3 separate regions of the Homo sapiens genome follow, and all the other regions are linked to region 1. A link is a contact called in ENCODE Hi-C or POLR2A ChIA-PET data. All regions are on one chromosome and are shown on one strand. Each heading gives the region's core, a stretch centred on a gene start or an enhancer-like site at or near the end of the contact. The rest is flanking DNA. Distances are from core to core; before and after follow the strand shown. Region 1 holds the start of ERCC6 (ERCC excision repair 6, chromatin remodeling factor). Region 2 holds the start of TIMM23B-AGAP6 (TIMM23B-AGAP6 readthrough (NMD candidate)). Region 3 overlaps VSTM4 (V-set and transmembrane domain containing 4).

Region 1 (3,051 bases), core at 303-2,802:
GTACAAGGCTTTCTGACAAAATGAGAGAAACCAAATTGAAATTGTGGAGGTAGATGTGGGGTCAAGGAGGCCTCTCTGATAAAGTGACATCTGATAAGTCAGTCAGGTCGAAAGTAAAGTGAACGTCTTGCAAGGAAACAACGTGTGAAATTTTTTTTTTTTTTGAGACGGAATTTCGCTCCGGTTGCCCAGGCTGGAGTGCAACCTCCGCCAGGCTCCGCCAGGCTCACTGCAACCTCCGCCTTCCGGGTTCAAGCGATTCTCCTGCCTTGGCCTCCCGATTAGCTGGGATTACAGGCATATGCCATCATGCCCGGCTAATTTTTCGTATTTAGTAAAGACAGGGTTTCACCACGTTGGTAAGGCTGGTCTCGAACTCCTGACCTCGGGTGATCCACCCACCTCGGCCTCCCAACAACGTGCGTAACTTTTAAGACTAGAAAGAGCTGATGCACTTGTGAAAATGCAAGAAGGCTGGAACACCGAATTTTTGACTTTATTTTTAACTTTGAGTTAAGAAGAGCAGAGAAGGGCTCCGTTCATGGCCTAAGTCTTGCAGAGTATCTTCTAAGGCTTAATCATCTGGGACACTAGTATCTTCACCGTCCTCCCCCATCACTGGGGCTCCCGCAGCCAGGGGCAAGCTGGGTCTCATTTGGAGGGTTGGTCGGACACAGGCACAGTTCTGAGAGGGGACAGGCAAGGGCCAAATCACACAAGGCCTGGGAAAACACGAGCATGGATTCCACTCCCAGTGCAATGGAATGACTCTGAAAACTGTTAAGTAGGCTGATGATGGCATGACCTACTTTATGCCAGAGACCACCTGGACAACTGTGCGGATAATGGATTGGAGGAGACAAAGCAACAAGAAGATGATGGGAAAAGTTGAGGAGAAAAGCGAGGGCTGCCTGTCACAGGATGACAGCAGTTAAGACGCTGCGTGGAAGTCACGTAACAGCAGCATTTACAGGCGGCCTGCCTCATCCGCCCACACTCTTATCAATTTGACTCTATCAACGCCCAAAACGTCGGACGTACATCTAGCCCGACTCTCTTTAAAATAACAGCTCCAGCATTTTAATCGAGATCAAAAAGGACCCAGCTGACCCTGCGCGCAGGGGGCCTTATACAAAGTCGGAGAAGTAGCTGGGTCGCTGGCCGGCCAGGGACTCAAGCCGCCTCAGGTGAGCGCTCCTTGGCGCTACTTCCGGTCTCAGGTGAGGCCGCCGGAAGCGGGCACTTGGCCCTAAGACCCGCTACAGTGCGTCCTCGCTGACAGGCTCAATCACCACGGCGAGGCCAAGGCGCGGGGCCGCGGCCCGCCCGAGAAGCCTGAGCTGGGCCCCGACACCCCCTGCCCGACATTCGGCCGGGACCCCCGAACACTCACCCAGGGCCGCGCGAGCGCCCACAAGGAAACAGAGACGCTACCGCCGCCAGCCGCCTTGGAACCCAGCTCGACGGGCCGTGGCGCCTGCGCCCTCAGCTCAACCATAGACACCGCCCCCAACAGCGACTCCGACTTCTGCTGGTGCGGGGAGGCCCGTGGCGCATGCGCCTGGCTCAGCGTTTGTTTTTAAGCACGGGCAAGACCACGTGGTTTGGAGGGACGGGCTCAGCAGCGCCTTTCTACTTGCGTGCGAGCAGGGCGAGAAAGCTGTCTCCGCTGCCGGTCAGCTGGGTGGCTTGCGAAGGACGCTTCGCCCCTAGCGAAAAATACCCTGCTGGCAAGGCAGTTATGAAAGTTAAGACATATTTCCACGTAGAGGGGGATGCGGGTGTGCCATGCGAATGTAAATCCTCACAATTAACCTTGAACCCTGCAGAGAAAGTCAGCTTGGGCAGGGAAGTTAGCCGCACTTTTTGGTCGCCAGGCTGTGACCTCTCTTGTTGTCTCCCACGACTGAACACGGGAAGGATGGAGAGCTGTCCTGCTTCTCTGTTCCCCCTCCGCCACGCGCGCACCTGGGCGGAGTGAGTGCCTACAGAGCCTGCTTACATGTGTACATTGCCTTAAGTCCAGCGTTTAGTATCCGTCCTCAGATCTCAGAGGTAGGCGGGGTTTCGAGGCAGGCGAGAATTTTACCGTGGTGCGTTTGAAGAAAGAAGATGTCCACACAGAGGTTCAGAACAATGGGAGGAAGTTGAGCTTCGCCTGGGGAAAGAAGCAGCCCACGATGCAGGATGGCTGTACCAGACAGAGCTTCTCAGCTCAGGATCGGTGCTAGGAGAAGGTGGACTTTCCAGGGCCGCGAGGCAGGACGTCCTCTGGGAGGGCAGTGACTGCGGGTCACTGCCTGGGAAGTGCTGTCCTCACTTGGAAGCCTGAAGTCGGACAATAGGGAAATGGGGTCGGAAAGGGGACTAGGAAATGCTCCATAACATCATCTTATTCCTCCTGTCAGCGGCCCCAACCCACAATGTAACTTGTTTTTGTTGGTGGTAGTGGGTTTTTTTGTTTGTTTTGTTTTTGTTTTTGTTTTTGAGACGGAGTTTTGCTCTTGTCGCCCAGGATGGAGTACAATGGCACGATGTGGGCTCACTGCAACCTCCTCCTCCCAGGTTCAAGCGATTCTCCTGCCTCAGCCTGCCGGGTAGCTGGGATTACAGGCGCCTGCCACCATGCCCAGCTAATTTTTGTGTTTTTAGTAGAGACGGGGTTTCGTCATGTTAGCCAAGCTGTCCGCGAACTCCTGACCTCAGGTGATCCACCCGCCTCGGCCTCCTAGAGTTCTGGGATTACAGGTGTGAGCCACCACGCCCGGCTTGTAACTTGCTTTTTTTTTTTTTTAAAGGAGAAAGAATTCTAGCGATTTCTTGGATAAAATATTAAGAATAGAAAGGCAGTTGATTGACATTAGTTTCAATGCTTGAAAGTAAAAGCAGATATATAGTGGATCCCAACTTTTGAGACTGAGGTTCCCTTTGCAGCTATTTTGGAGACCCTTCCTATATCAGAATTTGGACAGGAAAAAATGGTCCACTCAAAAGGGGAAGTTGAGAGTTATTATTTACAAAGACGTGGGCGGGGTTCAGGAAAACAACTCA
Region 2 (3,011 bases), core at 469-2,968, 400 kb after region 1:
TAATCAAGTCACTCCCCTACTAAAAACCCTTGAGTAGCTTATCAATGCCCTTAGAGTTCAAAATCCTTAGCAATGTCTACATATCCAATTTGATCTGACTTTTCTGTACCACCCTGCAGCCTCATCTCTCACACTCTCTTGCGTTCACTCTATATATCAATTGCACTCCTGTTTTTGTTTTGTTTTGTTTTGTTTTGTTTGAGGCGGAGTTTCGCTCTTGTTGCCCAGGCTGGAGTGCAATGGTGCCCTCTCGGCTCACTGCAACCTCCGCCTCCCGGATGCCAGCGATTCTCCTGCCTCACCTGCCTCAGCCTCCCGAGTAGCTGGGATTACAGTTGCCCGCCACCACGCTAGGCTAATTTTTTGTATTTTTAGCAGAGACGGGGTTTCACCATATTGGTAAGGCTGGTCTTGAGCTCCTGACCTCAGGTGATCCACCCGCCCCAGCCTCCCAAAGCTCAGGGATTACAGGCAAAACCACCGCGCCCGGCCTCGGTTGCACTCCTGAAACACTTCTTACTTCCTCTTCATCTAACTCCTACTCATTCTACAGTCCTCAGAATAAGCATCTCATCTTCTGGAGGACTATTTTCGATTCCATAAATTCAGTTAGGTAAAACAATCTGTCATTCATCTATCAGAACATCCATTACCTTTTATTATATTAACTTTTGCTATCGTCTATCTCTCCAGATAGATTTTAAGGTATGAAGGCAGAGGCCAAGTTTCTCTCGTTCAACACTGTATACCAGGGACGGGTACAATGCCAGCTTAAACTAATAGCTCTGCACCCTGGGACCCAGAATCTGAACAAGTGAAGTTGTTTTCTTCCTATCTAGAGGCTGAAGCGCCCTACTGTTTTACATACACAATTAGATCTCCTTGACGACTAAGGCAATTTCTCAATCAAACCTGAAGAAGCAAACAGGTGGTGGAGTCTCCTGCCATTTTCCGCCCTGTGAGTGACTGCTCATCAGAGTTTCTCACATCAATCGCACTGGGAAAAATGCGGCCCCATTCACCCACTAGTGGCTTTGGTAGCTCAGCAAGTGGACCTCAAGAGTGACGATGCACACAAGACCAGAAAGGAGTGACTGGAGCCCCTGGGTCCTCAGACTGAGACCAGAAGGTTCGGGCCGAGGCGAAGGACAAAGATTTTTATTTTCCCACGTACCAAGCGAGGTGGCGCTGCCTCTGTGCTGTCCCGCCCGCCCTGGGACGCAGGCTGGCGAGGACGGTGGGACCCTGAACTGCACGTGAGCGTCCTTGGGGTCGAGGACGCGCCTCTGCCTGCTGGGAAAGCTCCGGGCGTCCGAAGCAGCCGGCGAAGTTGTAGCGGCGCCCCAGCGGGGTCGCTTGGTGCAGGGTTCACAGCCGGGGCCCGCATTCATGCTGGGACCAGCAGCGCACTGTCCCCGGGCCGGCCCGGGCGGAGAGCCTCATTCACTAACCCTGAGAGAGATGGACTGCGCCTCCTTCTCAGCGCCTGCCTGCACCATTCCCTCTCTGCCGCTGCCTGCTTCTGCAATTGCTGATCCGCCGGCCTCCCAAGTCAGGCCGTAAACACTCGCCTGCCTTCCCTCTTCCACTGGCACCCCACCTGCCTCAATGCGCCGCTTTGATTCGGGATTCGTTCACTTTCCCACCACCGGAAAGCTGCCGTCAGGCGCTTCCGGCTTCCGGGGCGCACACTGCCGCAAAGCGGAAGTGTGGCGCTTAACGGGAACCGGCGCCCGGAATGTCAGCGTGTGAAGTAGGCGCTGGCAACGCGGGGTTACCCGCTGTTATTGAGGAGTAACGGCCCAGCGGACCACCCAGGCTTGAGGCAGCGGCGGGAACCACTCGGTTTGCTGCGATACCATGGAAGGAGGCGGGGGAAGCGGCGACAAAACCACAGGGGTATTGGCCGGCTTTTTCGGAGCCGGCGAAGCAGGTTACTCGCACGCGGATTTGGCTGGCGTCCCGCGTAAGTATGGGGCCTAGCTTGCGATTATTTCTGACTGGTTCTTGCGTTTACACTAAAGTTGCGCGTCCCATGTTTTATGTTGTTGGTTTTTTTTTCCTTGCTGGCGTTTACAAGCTTAAGTACCAGTGGTGGGGTTAGTGTATCTGCATGGCTGCTCTTTCAAGATAGAAAGGCCTAAAAAAGGGCCACGGATCTCCTGGGGAAGCTGTCCGTGATTGACCTGGACTCGCGAGATGATGCATGTTTTCTTAGGTTTATATCCAAGCCTCGTACGTTTTGTGTGTGGTGGGCCGTGTGATTGACCCTTAAGAGTAGAGCCCAGCTTTGGGAGTAAATGTATTCCAAATAGCAAGCCCGTAGTTAACTTTTTAGTACACAGTGACATATTCTGAGCCTCCAAGTAGCCGTAAGGGCAGAATATTCAGTAATATTGCATGTAAGTGAGAAATAAATATGACTTGGGACAGGCTAGGAAACCTTCTTTAGGAGCTAGGAAGTAAGCTGAACTTTAAAGGTGATATATAGACATGAAGAAAGAAGCCAGGTAAGAATTATAGGAAAGGAAATAGGCAACATCAAGGTATACAGAGGCATAAATATCTTGCCTTTGCCTCTCCTCGGTCTTGTGAATATGTTTTCCAGAACTTTGGTACTTTGTAACTGTGGTTGTTCAACTAGATAAATAGAACTTGGACCTAAAGATAGGCAGTTGGTCGTGGATAAAGCCTTTACGAAAGTACTTTCTTTTTAGAGAATCCTTGTAATATTTCTCTAGGTATTTTATACTAAGGAACAACAACAACGAAATATGTTCAGACTGACTCTAGTGCAAAAAAATATAAAAGACCTTTCATTTCCCTGGTGTCACCTTTGTCAAAAAACTGAATCTACAACACATGGTGTTTTGTTTCGTTTTTTTTTTGTTTGTTTTTAGAGTCAGGACCTCGTTCTGTCACCCATGTTGGGGTGCGGTGGCATGATTATAGTTCACTGAAGCCTGGCACTCCTGAGCTCAAACAATCCTCCCCTCTAAGCCTCCTAAGTA
Region 3 (3,231 bases), core at 419-2,918, 490 kb before region 1:
ACCATGCCCAGCTAATTTTTGTATTTTTAGTAGAGAGGGGGTTTCACCATGTTGGTCAGGCTAGTCTTGAACTCCTGACCTCAGGTGATCCACCCGCCTTGGCCTCCCAAAGTGCTGGGATTACAGGCATGAGCCACTGCTCCCAGCCTGATAGCTCATTTCTTTTGGGCACTGAGTAATATTCTGTCATCTGGATGTACCACAGTTTATGCATTCACCTGCTGAAAGGCATCTCAGCTGCTTCTAATTTTTAGCAATTATGAAAAAAGCTGCTATAAACATCCATGTGCAGTTTTTTTGTGTGTAGATACAAATTTTCAACCCTTCCTTGTTCATATATAGTGTTTTTTAAATCATATTATATTATAATTTTGTATTCTTAATTTACTTAATCTAAATTTTTCATATTTATATTCTCATACTATTCCAGTGAGGAAATAAGCCGATGTTTACTTAGCCATTTCCCTAACATCTAAAGATCTCATTTCTTTCTCAGTTTAATATAGAAATGACACTGCTAAAAATGTATTTGTGCATAATGGTTTTTTATTCTTAGACTTTCATTTTGGGGTTGAATTTCTAAAGCTGGAATTACCAGGTCATGGAAAAGGACCATTTTCAAGGCTATTTAATACTTACTGTCAAAATGATTTTTGACAAGTTAGTACTACACCACAGCTATGCCACTCAACAAATGAGAATACCTACGTCACCCTCCTTAACACCACTTGTCAATTTTTTTAAAATGACTCATTTAATGAAGAAAAAGCTGATTCCTTTTTGATTTGCATTTCTCTGATTTCTAGTGATAATGGACACTTCCCATGTTTGTCTAAGGAGTTTTCTCATTTATGATGGAAGGATAGCTCCTTCTCTTGATTTAGGATTTTTTTTTTTTTTGGATCTTGATTTAGGATTTTCTTGATTTCTGCTCTTGATTTAGGATCTTGAGCTTTTCTTACAGGTTTGCAAGCAACTTTTACACCATTTGGACATATTTATTGAAAAATATTTTTCCCAATTCCCTTTGAATTCTGGCTTTTTGTTCCATGCAGTTTTTTAATTTGTTTTTGCTAAAATCTTTTGACATTTTCCTTTCTTCTTTTGCCTCAAAACTTGGGTAGTCTCCCCAACTGCACCTTGCACGGTGTAGAATCAAATAATATTTCCACTTCCTATTCTCTTTTTGGATTTTTTTTAACTGTTTAATATAAAATGGAAGTTTCTGGAACATCATTTTTGTGCACTTATAACATTATGTTCAGGGATTTCCTTAAGGTGGAGAACACCTGCTTTGTCATCATAATTTTCCTTCAAAACAGTAAAACTGCACTAAATTTAATTTTAATTCATATTTCGACAATTTGATCTCATTTAGACAATGAATCACCACATTGACATAGGATAGACACTCTCTCAGAATCTTGTTTCTCCCCTTGAGCCAGCAGGACTGGTCGGAATATTTGGCAAGGAAAGTCCACCTTATGATTAACTTACAAGAAAAGTTATTCGACATCTCAGGTTGGAACAGGGCTATATTTTGTCTCTGACACAACAGAGCAAGCCTTGTTGGAGTGAGTCAAACCAAGAAAGACAGAAAACAGGCCCGCCCGGAAACTCCCTCTAAATTAGAGAGCTGTTTGATTAGAGAGAAGTGCTATTTGTGGGAGCTCATTGTGGAGCAAGGCTATTTTTCTGCCTCCAACAAGGGCAGGCAGGATGTCGCACGTGCAGAGGCCTTGCTGTAAGATGTACCAGGTTCCGGCCTGGCCACCTGCCAGAAGGAGCTTCTGTCCCACAAAGGCTTGGCAGTTTTGCTCCATGACACACAGCGGCTGGATTGAGTGAACAGGTGCTGAACAGGGGTCAAAAGGCCACTAAAGCTGATTCTACTTTGACCAGAGAGGTGACCCTGGGCAAGTCACTTACTTCCCCGGGCTTCCACCCACCAATCTGTAAAAGGGGAGGTGTATGTTGGCTATCTCTCTTGCAAAGTTATGAGGGTCAGATGAGAGAGCATAGCCTAAATTAGATGGGGTGTGAAACAGCTAAATAGCAACTGACCCTAGTCTCCAGGGTACAGGTGCAGTGTAGACGTTTCATGGTACTACCCAGGGAGGATGATGTTGCCACTTGGGTATTTCATGGTGCCCTTGTTTCAGCCCAGTGAGTAGGGCTGCAAGTTTCAACTTAGACATTGATCAGAAAGTCTTCCTGCCCAGGATATTACAGCATGACATCCCCTTGACAGCTGCCCTCCCACTAATAGAGCAGTGCTGGAAAGCACCGCTGCAGGACAGACCAGGCAGGTCATGAGAGAGGCTGCATTCCTGAGCGATGGGCAGCCACTCCAGAACACCAGGCAAAGCAGCCAACCTAGATTTTGCAAGGTATTGAACAAATTCTGAGCAACCATATTTTTCAGAAACTAAAGTTAACAACAGTAACAGCTATGTTTGTGTCCATCCTATGCAAGGCACTGTGGAAAGAGCTTGGTATCCGTGACCTCTGGCCCTCCTTGTTGCAAAAATGGGGCCTCAGAGAGATCAGGTCCTTCTCAAAAGTCACCAGCTGAGAAGGGGACATGGGACTTGATCCATGTTGGCCTGCTTCCTCTGGCCCTGAAGCAAGGACCCAGGACCCAGCCCAGATAACAGATAACAAGAACACTGGAACAGGAACAAGGTCAATAGAGCCAGAGCCACAGTGGCTACTCCCAGTTTAAACCATCTCCCTGAAGAGAAGTACCAGAAGGAGACATTAACATTCTACTGCATTTCAAGTCTGATTTAGATTCAGCGTGGGGAACCCACAGCACTGTTGCAGCTGCTCAAACTCCTGCCCCAAAGGGAGGAGGAGAGGCCAACCCAGGTAGTGGGGTCTTGGGGACTGAGGGTGTGGCTGGTGCCTAAGACCCAGGGCCATCCTGAGAAGGAAGCGCAGAGGAGGAAGGGGGCATGTGCCTGGAAATCGTCTGGAACAAGTGATGTCAGCTGCCAAAATGAAGGTGGGCATGGTGGGCTAGCCAGCTGGGAATTTTGTGCCTCTAGCACTAAGAGTATTTGGGAGCAGAAGGCGGGGAGCAGTTTATGCAGGAGGAACAGCATAAACTGAGCTGATTCCACCAAAAAACATAATTATAACTAAGAAGCATGCACCCAGCCACACTCTGCTTTCAAAACTAAATGTGAGGTCAAAGCAACTTGTGCTGAACCACAGTGCATGTGGCAT

What was found. Hi-C counts contacts between places; a loop is a spot of excess contacts on that map. ChIA-PET counts read pairs that join two places held with the same protein, here RNA polymerase II (POLR2A). Pooled maps may share reads with other maps.
Region 2: a map of naive thymus-derived CD4-positive, alpha-beta T cell shows a loop between it and region 1 (21-fold over the local background). The contact joins the promoter of TIMM23B-AGAP6 here to the promoter of ERCC6 in region 1. A Hi-C loop is called at or near these places in 1 of 168 maps with a recorded cell type or tissue (naive thymus-derived CD4-positive, alpha-beta T cell), 3 of 37 single-sample maps with no recorded cell type and 12 of 50 pooled maps. POLR2A ChIA-PET finds 5 or more read pairs at or near these places in 2 of 52 experiments (GM10248 and PC-3).
Region 3: a loop to region 1 is called in a map with no recorded cell type, with 8 times the contacts of the local background. The contact joins the enhancer-like site here to the promoter of ERCC6 in region 1. A Hi-C loop is called at or near these places in 4 of 37 single-sample maps with no recorded cell type and 2 of 50 pooled maps.

The regions. Positions count from the first base shown.
Region 1 is chr10:49,537,569-49,540,619 of GRCh38, forward strand. ERCC6 (ERCC excision repair 6, chromatin remodeling factor) reads right to left here and starts at 1,553. Exons shown (of 21, transcript NM_000124.4): 1 at 1,394-1,553. RefSeq lists silencers at 62-250, 1,196-1,485 and enhancers at 1,906-1,965, 1,996-2,235.
Region 2 is chr10:49,940,335-49,943,345 of GRCh38, forward strand. TIMM23B-AGAP6 (TIMM23B-AGAP6 readthrough (NMD candidate)) reads left to right here and starts at 1,719. Exons shown (of 17, transcript NR_158661.1): 1 at 1,719-1,966; 2 at 2,901-3,011. PARG (poly(ADP-ribose) glycohydrolase) reads right to left here and starts at 1,693. Exons shown (of 18, transcript NM_003631.5): 1 at 1,175-1,693. The coding sequence starts at 1,391. TIMM23B (translocase of inner mitochondrial membrane 23 homolog B) reads left to right here and starts at 1,719. Exons shown (of 7, transcript NM_001290117.2): 1 at 1,719-1,966. The coding sequence starts at 1,861. RefSeq lists an enhancer at 1,534-1,603.
Region 3 is chr10:49,051,548-49,054,778 of GRCh38, forward strand. All of the region lies in intron 5 of VSTM4 (V-set and transmembrane domain containing 4), which reads right to left. Among named protein-coding and RNA genes, the nearest start is that of VSTM4, 62 kb to the right of the region's middle. RefSeq lists enhancers at 1,871-1,970, 1,981-2,090. Within about 2 kb of position 1,669, at least 5 of the 41 ENCODE cell types and tissues checked have a DNase peak (open chromatin) inside an H3K27ac peak, as active enhancers do.